Linked DNA regions of Homo sapiens: all the other regions are linked to region 1. Evidence: chromatin contacts called from ENCODE Hi-C or POLR2A ChIA-PET data. All regions are on one chromosome and are shown on one strand. The core of a region is the stretch at or near the end of the contact, and the rest is flanking DNA. Distances in the headings are between cores, read along the strand shown.

What was found. Hi-C counts contacts between places; a loop is a spot of excess contacts on that map. ChIA-PET counts read pairs that join two places held with the same protein, here RNA polymerase II (POLR2A). Pooled maps may share reads with other maps.
Region 2: a map with no recorded cell type shows a loop between it and region 1 (13-fold over the local background). The contact joins two enhancer-like sites. A Hi-C loop is called at or near these places in 1 of 37 single-sample maps with no recorded cell type and 2 of 50 pooled maps. POLR2A ChIA-PET finds 5 or more read pairs at or near these places in 2 of 52 experiments (GM10248 and activated T-cell).
Region 3: a pooled map shows a loop between it and region 1 (6-fold over the local background). The contact joins two enhancer-like sites. A Hi-C loop is called at or near these places in 7 of 50 pooled maps. POLR2A ChIA-PET finds 5 or more read pairs at or near these places in 2 of 52 experiments (AG04450 and WTC11).

Annotation. Positions count from the first base shown.
Region 1 is chr9:6,679,423-6,683,753 of GRCh38, reverse strand. No RefSeq gene overlaps it. Among named protein-coding and RNA genes, the nearest start is that of LINC02851, 23 kb to the left of the region's middle. RefSeq lists enhancers at 28-287, 1,856-1,975, 2,046-2,335, 1,801-2,549, 2,456-2,835. Within about 2 kb of position 2,078, at least 41 of the 41 ENCODE cell types and tissues checked have a DNase peak (open chromatin) inside an H3K27ac peak, as active enhancers do.
Region 2 is chr9:5,762,032-5,766,362 of GRCh38, reverse strand. It overlaps RIC1 (RIC1 partner of RAB6A GEF complex), which reads right to left. Exons shown (of 26, transcript NM_020829.4): 18 at 3,703-3,822; 19 at 2,495-3,223; 20 at 791-949; 21 at 565-701. Among named protein-coding and RNA genes, the nearest start is that of ERMP1, 69 kb to the left of the region's middle. RefSeq lists an enhancer at 2,756-3,955. Within about 2 kb of position 1,827, at least 2 of the 41 ENCODE cell types and tissues checked have a DNase peak (open chromatin) inside an H3K27ac peak, as active enhancers do.
Region 3 is chr9:6,078,088-6,082,418 of GRCh38, reverse strand. No RefSeq gene overlaps it. Among named protein-coding and RNA genes, the nearest start is that of RANBP6, 65 kb to the right of the region's middle. Within about 2 kb of position 2,063, at least 20 of the 41 ENCODE cell types and tissues checked have a DNase peak (open chromatin) inside an H3K27ac peak, as active enhancers do.

The DNA.
Region 1 (4,331 bases), core at 829-3,328:
TGCATAGGTTTGAGAAAGTGGATAGTTGTGCAGAAGTATGATTGAACAAAGCGGGTATGATCTCACGGTAATAAATTGGGGGCATGAGATTAGCAAGACCTGTTTGTTCAGATTATTCTTGGTGTCCCTGTGTGACATTCCTTCCACCCTGATATAGGGCAGGACACCTGCCACATGAGGGTTTTCAAGAGAGATAAGAGGATGACCTTCCTAGGCTTTATGGCCTGCTTCAGAGACGGGTGAGGGAGATGTGACAGTGGCCTTCCAGTATATGCTGTTTTCTCAACTTCCAAGGTGCTATGTTTGGGGGTTGGGTTTCCTATGCCATATCAGTGCTTACAGTATGACAAGCAGCATGATGAGTGCTTTACAAAGCCTGCACTACATGTCAGGTAGTTTTTACTCATTTGTAAAATGAGCAATCTTCATTTTAGAAAGACTGACCAAAGGCCCAGTCATACAGATAGACGGTAGAATCCGGAATTGAAACTAGCTTCCTAAGCTACAATGGAGTGAAGCAAAAAAAGGAACTAAAACTAGGTCTAGGCTGGTAGGCTGGGTGCAGTGGCTCACGCCTGTAATCCCAACAATTTGGGAGGCCGAGGCAGGTGGATCACGAGGTCAGGAGATCGAGACCATCCTGGCTAACACGGTGAAACCCCGTCTCTACTAAAAATACAAAAAATTAGCCGGGCTTGGTGGCGGGCGCCTGTAGTCCTAGCTACTTGGGAGGCTGAGGCAGGAGAATCACTTGAACCCGGGAGGCGGAGCTTGCAGTGAGCCGAGATCGCGCCACTGCACTCCAGCCTGGGCAACAGAGCGAGACTCCGTCTCAAAAAAAAAAAAAAAAAGATTTTGAAGCATATGTTTCAACAGAGCAGATGGAGAAAGTTACGTCAAACGTCTTGAGAGGAGGACATGGAATGCCAAACACAAGGATCTAAAAACGGTAGTGGTGCTTTAATCCCACTGCCTTGGGACAGTGACGGAAATCAGGGACAAGAAGAAATACATTTCTTGAATTGGGCAGCTGAAAACCTAAAAAAATCGCTATCAAGTCCATTTATTTGTGTGTGTACATTTATTTATTTGTATTATTATTATTATTTGAGATGGAGTTTCGCTCTTGTTGCCCAGGCTGGAGTGCAGTGGCTCATCTCGACTCACTGTAAGCTCCGTCTCCCGGGTTCAAGCGATTCTCCTGCCTCAGCCTCCTGAATAGCTGGGATTACAGGCACGCACCACCACGCCCAACTAATTTTGTATTTTTAGTAGAGATGGGGTTTCTCCATGTTGGTCAGGCTGGTCTCGAACTCCCAATCTCAGGCGATCCGCCCACCTTGGCCTCCGAAAGTGCTCGGTTTACAGGCATGAGCCACTGCGCCCTGCCTGCATTATTATTTTTTAATGAGACGGGGGTCTCACTATGTTGCCCAGGCTGGTCAGTAACTCCTGAGCTCAAGCAATCCTCCTGCCTCGGCCTCCCAAAGTGCCATTTATATTTTATATACTCTAAAGGACCATGGGGCAGATACAGCACAGGCGGAAAGTCAGCTTTGAGTTAAGCCTGTTGGAGATGTAACAATACCAGGCAGAAACCCAGAAAGATGGGGCGTAGGGCTGGGTGCAGTGGCTCCCGCCTGTAAGCCCAGCACTTTGGAAGGCCAAGGCAGGCGGATCACTTGAGACCAGGAGTTGAGACCAGCCTGGGCAACATGGCGAAACCCCGTCTCTACCAAAAATATAAAATTAGCAGGGCGCTCACCTGGAGTCCCAGCTACTCAGGAGGCTGAAGTGGGAGGATCGCTTGAGCCCGGGAGGCGGAGCTTACGGTGGGCCGAGATCGCGCCGCTGCACTCCAGCCTGGGTGATAGAATGAGCCCCTGTCTCAAAGAAAAAAAGAAGGAAAAAAAAAAAAAAGAAATGGAAGCAGTGTAGGACCGAAGACGTCTGGGACGGAAGCTCACCCCCAGGAAGGCCTAGGGAGAGAGGCACCGGCGACGTGTCTGCACCACGCGTCACCGGCACGCGCGGTCCACACTCCAGCGCCGGGTCTCGCGAGAGCCCCAAGCGCGGAACCGAATCTGCAGGCGCGCCACTCTTTGCCTGCGGCACCCTTCCTCCAGTTCTCAGGGTGATGGTCGCGATAGTTGCACCAGCACATGAGGGCGAAAACCTCTTGTGCTGCCTCCCCGTGACTGCCAGTTCCCGGACCACGTTCTCCCCAAGAGCCCAAGAAGGGCAGACAGCCAGGCGCGCTTGGCTGGTCTCGGGAGGAGGAAGTGGCGGAAGTGGGATTTGGGAAACAATCCTGGAGTCGGTGTGCTACGCATGCGCCGAGGGAAGCGGCCAGGCGGGTGGAGGCGGTGACCGCGCGGAGGCACCGGCGGCCCAGAGGCTTATAGTCTCGCGCGCACAGCAGCGCGCTACGCGGCCATCACAGCACAGCCGATCCAGAGTCCAGTCACGTGACCCGCTCGTGGCAGTCCGTGTGGGGCACTGTAGTAGCATTTAGTGAGTCAGGCGAACCTAGCGGGCTGCCGCCCCAGATCAGTTTCTCCGTCAGATTCCATTTCTCCAGCGGCACCTGAACCGGCGCGGTCCTCTGCGTCTTCTTGCTCCCTGGGGATGGGGCCCGGAGCCCCCTTCTTCATAGAAGGGAAAGAGATTTGAGCAGGTGGAAGGAACAGGTGCCCAGGACGCTGTCCCGACGCCCACACGATGCGCTGAGACCTGAGCTTACCCTCGCGTGTCCCATCGTGCGGTGGTTCTGTCGCGGCCCTATGGGGAGGGACTCTGTCAGACGGGGACGTCACGAGGCGGCCTTGCCGGGCAGGGTATTGGGGGTACCGGCTCCATAGTTTAACTCCGCCTAGTAGTGACCGCGTCTTTTTGCGGTTTTCCTCAGTCCTGTGGCCGGAGACCTCTGCAGTCTCCCTCCCGCAATGGAGACGTCCTAGGAGGTCTTCTGTTTCCATGTTTAGGGAAATGGGAAACCTACATAGTTTAGTAACAAATTGAAAGAGTAGTCCAAAGTCTTCCAACAAAGAAGACTGCAAGCCACCATGGCTTCCCTGGCAAATTGAACGATATATAAGAGGAAAACATAATTCCAGTCTTTAATAGTTCCAGAATAAAAGGGGGAAGGAAGATGAAAGCGGGTAACACTTTTAAACTTTTTAATGGCCTAGCATAACCCTGATAGGAAAACCTGACGAGAACAGCGAATGGAAGGAAAAGTGTATGCAAGTTTTGCTCATGAGTCTAGACGGGAAACTCTGTAAGCAAAATATTAGCAAAATCTAGTATTATGTGAAAGGAATAATACCATAGCCAAGTTATGTGGTTTTTTGTTTTGTTCTGTTTTGTGGGGGTTTTTTTTTGAGACGTTTTGTTCTTTTTTTTTTTTTTTTTTGAAACCTCCACCTCCTGGATTCAAGTGATTCTCCTGCCTCAGCCTCCCGAGTAGCTGGGATTACAGGCGTGCGTCACCACGCCCGGCTAATTTTTTTTGTATTTTTAGTAGAGACGGTGGGGGGGTTTCACCGTATTGGCCAGGCTGGTCTGAAACTCCTGACCTCAAGTGATCCACCCGCCTGCCAAAGTGGTGGGATTACAGGCGTGAGCCACCTCGTCCAGCCAAATTAGGTTGTTTTAACATGAGAAGACAAATTACTGTAATTGAAGATACTAACTAATTAATGGAGAAAATATCATCTTAATAAATGTAGAATAATTTATTAAATTTAACACTTATTCATGATAAACACTCATGGAAAACCAGGAATAGAAGAGAAATTAATCTTATAGAGGGTATCTGCAAAACACCATACACCAAACATCCTACTTAATGGTAAAGCGTTGAAAGCGTTTAAGAACTTGGGGCCTTTAACTCTACAGAGTTTCCCAGAGTTGTGACTTTGATGATTCCATATACATAGACCATTTCAACATGTTTCTCTGTCCTATTTCCTGCTAATTGGTATGTTGGATTATTTTATTCCTTGGAACATAGTAATCATAATTATTTTGTAATCTGTATTATGATAATTCCAGTGTCTGAATTTTTTTCAAGGTTTTTTTTTTTTTTTTTTTTTTTGAGACAGAATCTCACTCTGTCACCCAGGCTAGAGTGCAGTGGTTTGATCTCAGCTCACTGCAACCTCCCTCTCCAAGGTTCAAGCGATTTTCGTGCCTCAGCCTCCTGAGTAACTGGGACTATAGGTGTGTGCCACCATTCCTGGCTAATTTTTTGTTGTTGTTGTTGAGACGGAGTTTTGCTCTGTTGCCCAGGCTGGAGTGCTGGAGTGCAATGGCATGATCTCGGCTAA
Region 2 (4,331 bases), core at 578-3,077, 920 kb after region 1:
GAAAAAAAAGTTTGTAGCATTTGGCCAGGTAGGGTGGCTCACGCTTGTAATCCCGGCCCTTTGGGAAGCAGAGGCAGGTGGATCCTTGAGGCCAGGAGTTCGAGACTAGCCTGGGCAACATGTTGAAACCCCGTCTCTACTAAAAATATGAAAATTAGCCGAGTGTGGTGGCATATGCCTGTAATCCCAGCTACTTGGGTGGCTGAGGCAGGATAATCGCTTGAACCTGTAAGGCGGAGGTTGCAGTGAGCTGAGATGGTGCCACTGCATTCCAGCCTGGGTGACAGAGTGAGACTCTGTCTTAAACAAGTTTGTTACATTCAGAACAGGTACATGAAGATCTATTCCAGAAAAAGGGGCAGAAACTATTCAGAGGGTGCTGAAGTGAACTTGGGAGGAAGGAAAAAGGGAAGCCTTCTGTGTGGCCTCTGCTTTTTGGGAATGGAAAAAGAAACTGCAATTGGATTAAATAGTTGTTTCCATTAAGACCTAATTTTGTAAATGTCTTGAAATGCAATGTGTCATGAATGCCCAAAAAGCAGTAATGGCTCTTTATTATTTTACCTTTTTCCAGAGGGACCAGATGGCATACTTAGTGTTTTCTGTAAACTGAATTTACTGGCAGGAACATTTTCAGCTGACTGGGATAAACTGATGCTTCGATTCCTGAAGAACTCAAATCCACCACTTGAACTGGGTTCCTAGGATTACACACCATATGCAGTACCATTAGAGAAAGATGCTACGTGGGTGTATGGCCTAGAGAAGATGTGTAACTTTTGCAACTAACCTGAGCTGTGGGTGTGGATGGAGGTGTCTCAGATTCTCCAGAGCCAATGGCTTTAAGAAATCGAATCATGTGTCGACAAAGGTCCCACTTGCCTTGTTCTAGTGCTGTGTTGAATAGAAGGGTAGCATGTTGCCTACTTACTGCAGGGACTTCCATATTCTACAAAAAACAACCAGGACAGCATTCTTTTTATACTACACAATTTGGGAAGATATGAGCAATTCTTTATCTCGTTTTCTAAACTCAAAGAATGTAGCCACACCACCACAGGGGTTAGTTTAATAATAAGATTAAAAAGTACCATACAAGGAAAAGCGAGGCAAGTACTCTTCTGGTGTATGTAAACTATAATTTATTAAACTCCTACTACATGCCAGATAGCATACATATACTTTAAGTCATTTCATTTATTTCTCCCAGTGACTCTGCAGATAGGCATATCATTTGTATTTTACAAGTGAGGAAACTGAGTTAAGTAAATTGTTGAAGATCAGCAGAAAAGGAAGAAAAAAAAGGGAGGTTTGCCTGACTCCAAAATAGGTCAGGTCTGTCTCCTGTTGCAGAGTTTTCTGAGGATGTGACTAGAATCTTTGCTTTGGGCAATAGCAAGTAGTAAAGTTCTGCTGCACATTCAGAATCCTCCATTTTTCTTTCACAAATTTAACCTGCCTATCTTGGTCTTTATGGAAAGGTGCCTAATAGACAACTGTAATTGTAATTATTATCTGCCAATCCATAGCAACTTAGGAATTCTGTTGCAGAAAAAAATTACATTGTCAGGGAGATACAGTGAAGTTGCAGGGAGTGACCCGGAACCAAAAAACAGCTGCATTTATTTTGATTCTATTTTTAAAACCCTATGTCTTTTTCTTTAGGGTTAGCCATGGAATCATACTTCAAGGCCACCTGGCCTCTGCTTGAGTGTCTCCTCTGGTTTCAGTTCATTGTCATGAAGCAAAGAAGCTGACAGGAAATCTGCTTCAGGCAGAGATTGAAACCAGGTTTATGGTTAGCTTCTTACATCAATGGAAACAACTTTGCAGTAACTGGAAAGAATCTTTAAGTGTAGCCTATCAAATAACCAACTGTCAAGCCCTTTTGTCAAATAGCTAATGAAATAAATTTTCAGGAGTTGCAAAGAAGCCATTATTTTGAGAAAAACTGTGTGCTATGAGGGTCTTTGCTGTGGCAGGCCTGAGCCTTCTCAGCTTGCTTTGGGGAAGACTAGCTCAAGGTGCTCTGTTATGACCATGCTCTAATAAGTGTCCCCTCAGTAACCCACACTGAAAGGAAACAAATCTACTGTTGTGAGAAGCTCAAACTCACTAATATCTCAAATAATACTTTCTTTGCTATGTTTCTTATGTAATATTTCAATAATCTTATGTAATATTTCTTCCATGTTCCTATTACATGTATTCTAATATACATATTAAATTTCTTCAATATATTAAAATTTCAAAACACTACTCTGAACTCATTAATCTGTTTTAGGCCTATTTATGGACAATGGAAAAAATATCTCTGCAATGTTACTTTATGATATTCAAAGGAATCTGTCTGAATTCTTCCAAATTAAAGATATAAACAGAAAATTTGACTATGAATTCCTTAAACACAATCATGGTGTCAAAACAGGACATTTCTATTTTTCTAAGTTTAAGCTCATTAATTCTTGCCCCTTTATAAGAAGAGAATTGTTACCTGTAAGATAATAAGGTAAGAGGCAGCTGTGTCCAAATCCTGAGCCATCAAACACTCCTCAAACAAGTCCTTAGGGTTTCCAACAGCTGCAAAAAGGTAATTCCACAGGGCATATTCGGTCTTCCTGGCACAATGGACAACTGTCTGCAGGAAGAGGGGGAACTCAGTGATAAATTTTGCCACAGTGGGAAGCAGAGGGTCGGGAATGGGCTCCCGTGAGGTAGCTTCTTCTTCCAGTACTTCATGGAGCATGAGCTCCAGCACATGAGGGAAGTAAGGTAATGTGGCACAGGACTGGGCCAAGAGCAAGGCTTGCTCCCCAAGGTTTCTGACCAGAAGTTGACGTAGAATGTGGTGGAGGTAGATCTGAGAGGTTCTCTCCACAACACAGAAAGGGAAGAGCACCTCCAGCTGTTCTCTAGCATTGTTCCGAGTATATAAAGAATCATAGAGCAAAGTGTCATTGACAGCACCAAGGACTAAAGCATCTTCAAACAGAACAGCTAGCGGGTAAATGTTGATGTGGAAAGGCAGCATGATCCGCTGGGACAAGAAGGAATGGGGCTTGCGGTGATCCCTAGGGAAGAGAGGGAGCCAAACTTTCATCCCTGCACCACCACAGCTCAGCCAGAGGGCCTCCAGAAGGTGACGTTTCTGTTTATTTGCTCGACACGTTGTCCAGACATTTTCAACAGACTGGGCTAGTACAACAGGAGGACAGAATGGCAGCTGGAGAAGGAGAGACAAGAATCAAGTTGTTTTCCTATTAAATCTGCAGGTTCTTAAGTTCCTAGGTACTAGTTTACTAAGTCTTTCAAATGATAGTATAATATTTTTTTGGGAAAAGCAAAGGGATCTAATTAGAATTAGAGTTAATAAAAGTATCCTGGCCTTTTAAAGTATATACACTTAAATCTGAAAACAAAACACCCCATGAACTTCACCAGTCTATCCCTATTTTTTCCATTAGAATTTGCAATGAATGATGCCTAAGCAGTTAACATATGGAGTATGGAACATTTCATGATCATTTTGGGACCTTATCCTCCAGTCAGTCAGTCTTACACCCAGAGGCTTAAGACTGATTTTATGGACTTAATTTCTCCTTTCCAAATCATAAAATACTCTTCTCTTAAATTGTTTCATTCCTTCATCCTCATCCCATACCTTCTTAATGTTTGAAAAGAAATGACTAGTACTTTACTCACAAGTTTCCTTTGGTTATTAGGGTTACTGTCCTTCTCCCGGATCTGTGGGCCTGACCTGTCCCTCTGCATCATGATGAGCTGTCCTGCCAGGTTTAACATAATGCTCTCTGCACCACGAGCCTGAAATTTAAGAAAAAGCAGCTAAATTCATACTTCTGTATCGGTATGCTTTCCGCATCTCCCCCCAATCCATAAGGTTTATAGGTCAAACAATCTACATTATTTATTGAGGTTGTACTATGTACAGCCATTCTGCTAGGCTCTGTGGGAATATAAGGAGCTTTCTGGCTAGGATGGTACAAAGCCTAACACATAATGCAATTAATGAACACCACCAGTGACATAAGATTGAGGGCAGAGTTGAATTATCCTGAAAAAGCTAAGACAACTTTAGAAGTTTATAAAAATGAGAGATCACTTCAGTGATCTAGCTGTCATAACAACAGAAAGTTTAAAAGGATGCAGTGAACCTGACAGATGAGGAAGACATACACGTGTGGGAGAGTAAGGGTTGGTAATCTAATGGAAAACGAAGACATGGAACTATTGGGAAAGTGAGAACAGTCTGGCTAGACTAGGGACATTATGAGAACAAAGCTGGATGGTAACAGACCTTCAAGGAGGATTCA
Region 3 (4,331 bases), core at 814-3,313, 600 kb after region 1:
TCTAAAGGAATGGGGTACTGCTTTCTCCTTACTATTTCCCCAGGATTTTTTAGTTTGATATGTATTGGAGAGATTTGGAGTTTCCCTCTATTTCCTTCCTTTGACCAGACATCAGGATGAATATATTTCTCATTTACAGCAGTGAGTAAATGTAGTGAAGTGAGGAATCCTTTAGGGCCCACTCGAAGGCCTGTACCTAGCCTTACCATTAAGTCCCTTCCTAATAGATTAGTTCCCACTTCAGGAATTAATAAAAATTGAATATGAGTAAATCAATCTTGATATCTGACTTCTGTGCTTTCTAAAAATTTTTGCCTTAAATCCTTCTCCTTTTACCCCGCTGACTAAAACTTCTTCCGAAGAGCAGGTAAGACCAGGTGGAGGGAAACAAACAGAGGAGTGTGAAGCTCCTGAATCAACTAAAAAGGTGATAAATTCATGTTTAGGTCCTACCTCCAAATTTATCAAGGGCTCCTGGTGGGACTCAAAATAAAAGAGGCAGAGCCCCTGACTCCCCTATTGTTCTTCGGAAGTCATGAGTGTAAAAATTTCTCTCTCTCTCTTTATTTCAGGACATTCCCTCTTGAAGTGGCCTGTTCTTCCACATCTGTAGCCTCTATCTTGTCCTTCTTCCGTCTCAGTCTTAGCATTCTCAGCCCTTGCTCCCCTATACCACTTAGGGGGCTTATTAAATGAGGACCTTGACCCTCCAGATGGAGGCTTCAGTCCTCTAAAGGAGGGTTTAGGCCCCTTATAATCTCTGGCCCCTTGAAAGCCCTGCTTAGAGATATATGGATTTGGAGCCATCTGTTGGAAGGCAGAAAACATGAGTTTTGTCTTTTGTTTTTGTTTTTGTTTTCCTCATCTCTTCTCACATATACTTTTTGAGCCTCCCTGAGCAGTTCACTCAGAGGCTGGTCCTCCCAACTTTCTATCTTTCGTAATTTTCTTGAAATGTTTGGCCAACTTTTAGTAACAAAGTGAGGTTTTAACATTCCTCGTCCAAGGGGGTTTTCCAAATCAAGGCCTGCATATTGTCTCATTTGCTCCCTCAATCTGTTTAAGAATCTAGCAGGTCCCTCATCTTTTTCCTGTTGAATATCAAATGCTTTAGAAAGATTTTGAGTTCGGGGTACTGATTCTCGAATTCCTTTTATTATCATCTTCCTTAGGTCCTTCACGTTTTCCCAGTGATTTGCATTGTTATTGTCCCACTGGGGGTCTCGGGTGGGAAATTTATGGTCTGCAGGAGGAACATTTTGACCAGAAGGGTGCTCACATTCCCAAACCACCATAGCAGCCCTCCGAATCGTACTTCGTTCTTCCCCTGAAAAGAGGACACCCAAAATGGACATCAACTCAGCCCAGTGTATATCTGAGGCCCTAGAAATTGATCAATTTGATCTGCTACTCCATAAGGGTCATCCAATAATGGCTTAAGCTCCTTTTTTAAATTCTGGACTTCTGAACTGGTCAAGGGAGAGTTTACAAAGCCAATAGCCACCCCCTGTCCTTGTGGTACCACCCTTAGAGGAAAGAAAGTTGGATCTGGCTCTTTAGGTGTGGAGGGAAATGGAAAGTTTCGAATATCTTTTTTACATTGCTCTATTTCACATTGAAGCCCCTTTAAAGAGGGATACTTAATAGTTTTGTTGAGGAGGGGGGCAGGCTCACAAGATGGTAATTCTGCAAAGTGAGGATTATAGGCAGGAGGAGCAATATGAGTATATGAGTATAGAAACCACAGGTCGGGGAGGGATCTGCAGCAGCAGCTGGGGGAATGGAACACGGGCAAGTGACACAGGTGAGGGAGTGGCCTGAAACAGCTGGGCAGTAACCCGAAACCGCAGCCAGAGGGACGGAATCGGGAACAACTGGAAGAGTGACACAAGCAGGGGAGGGACCTGAAATGGAAACGGGAGCTGGAGGGGCGGGACTGGGGGGCAACCAGAAGAATGATGCAAACAGGGGAGGGACCTGAAACGGAAATGGGAACCAGAGGGGCGGGATCGGGGCGGCCAGAAGAGTGACGCAAGCAGGGGAGGGACCTGAAACGGGAACCGGAGGGGCGGGATTGGGGGCAGCTGGAAGAGTGACACAAGCAGGGGAGGGACCTGAAACAGGAACTGGAGGAGTGGGATGGGGGCACTGAATGGAGGAAGGTGATCTAGAGGGTCCCACGTGTTAGTGGGTGTGGGTTGTCTAGACATGGGAACTCTTTCCCTGCCAGAGGGGTTGGCTTCTGGCTTTCTCCCTCCGGAGTCTAAAGGGTAAAGGAGGATAGGTCCCTGCCACCAATAGAGGGTGTAATCAATTTCTTCCTGGGAAACAGGGCTCTTATCATTAACATGCTCAATTAAGAGCTGACAAATCCGCTCCTCATTTGACCCAAATTTTGGCCAGAAAAGTGAGGGTTTCAGGATGGGTTCTCGAGCCCAAATAAAACAAAAATATTTTATCATCTGCTGTTTTCGTTTATACTTGGTCCTCTCATTATCTTTCCAATACTTTAGCATAAGCCCCAAGGGGCTATCAGAAGGAATTTCATTGCTCTCTTGACTCTTTAGTTTTCCTGTCTTACATGAAACATTCCCCATCTTAGGGGTTATGGGGGGCTCTAACCTCTCCTGTTAGAGGTGTCTACCCCCCTCTTTCTAGAGGCTCAATGAGGCTTTAAGAGGGGGTTCAACCTGTTGTGTTGGAGGTGTCTTACCTCCCCCTTTCTGGAGGCTTAGCCTCTCCCGTTAAGGGTTTCCTGCATATCCTATAGCTCACCCCTCTGGAGGCTCCTTGTACCCTTCTTTCTCTTTGTCTACTGTGACTCTTCCTGCCCCTAGTCGATAGATGGCAACACGAAACCGCAGAGAAGACTCACTCACTCCACACAACCATAATGCTTAGCCCCATTCACACACTGTCAAACTCCAAATTATCCTGACCACCAAGGAAATACTTTGTCACCTTTGTGAAGTCTCCTACCTTTTTCCATGCACAAGAATTACCTGGTCCTCTTATTGCCACGGTCTTGCAAGCCTCTCCTCCCTGCTTTGCTGAGAACCCAGATTTATTCATCACAATGGGTGGGCCCTGACCCCCCTCACCCTCTGGCCACCATAACAAGACAGTGGGACCCCTGGGTGAGGTGACCAAAGACCCCCTTCCCAAAGGAGAGTATTTGAGCCCCAGAATTTGGGCACCAGAATTGTTGAGAATAATGCCCAAAATCCTAAGGAAATTGAACACTCAAACAAAGGATTCTTAACCAAGCAATTTTACTTTTGCGCAGAGGGGTGCTTCTCCTTGGCCGGTCACCATGAGAGCACACCTGAACAAAGGGGCATGAGAGCCTTTATTCCTAATGCAAGTCCTGACCCTGTACCCTTTCCCCATTGGCCGGGGTCGGGCCCTACAATCTAAACTAGTCCCAATTGGCTAAACATTTGAACCTTTTTTAGATAAGGTGGGCATATAAGGGAGACAGGGGAAAGGAGTAGGGGTGTCTGCAGTGAGCTAGAGAGCTAGTCTTCTTTCCAAATAAGGAAAGGAATGTGAGCTGGTACTGATAACGCCCGGTACTGTGGTGTTTCTGGGTATGTAACAAAGGCAGAAAGGAAGAAAAAAGAAAAAGAAAAAATGGGTGGGGGGTACCATGAATTAAAGAATAAAGGATTGATCAGGCTATTTGAAAAGAAACCTCATCATATTCCCACACCTAAAAAGCTATAGAGGGCTGGTGGTGTCATTTACTAAAATGGAGGAGACAAGAGACTCTTCTGATTTGGAATCTAGAGAATTTAGTGGTTTGGGGTGAGTGGTGAGTTTAGGTTTGTACACATTGAGTTCACAGTGAATGTGCGGCTTTTGCAGAGATATTTGGTGGGCAGTTGAGTTATCAGGACAAGTAGTACAGTTGAAGGAGAGTACAGAGAATGATAAGAGGAACCAGAGTAAGAAGGACTCTTTAGGGATATTACTATGTAAAAAAATACAGAAAGGAAGCTGAGAAAGAGCAGTCTCAAAAGTAGAAGGAAAAATAGTAGGATGGGGTAATGGAAGTTGACAGAGGAAAGAATTCCAAGACAAAAAGACCACAGGGACACAAGTAAGGCAAGCACTGAAAAGTATCCATTGGATTGCACAATTGTGATATAATAAGTAGGTTTGAAATTAATCTTCTTCTCTCTGTCAGAGCCTGGAGGCTCAGACATTTAAAGGTGTTTTTGCCCAATGGCCCCTTCTGAATTTCTTCTGGGCTGCAAAGAAATCCCATCCGCATATCTCATTTATTAATTTCCTGTTCTAAAGAAATTTTAGAATATAAAGCCTTTGCA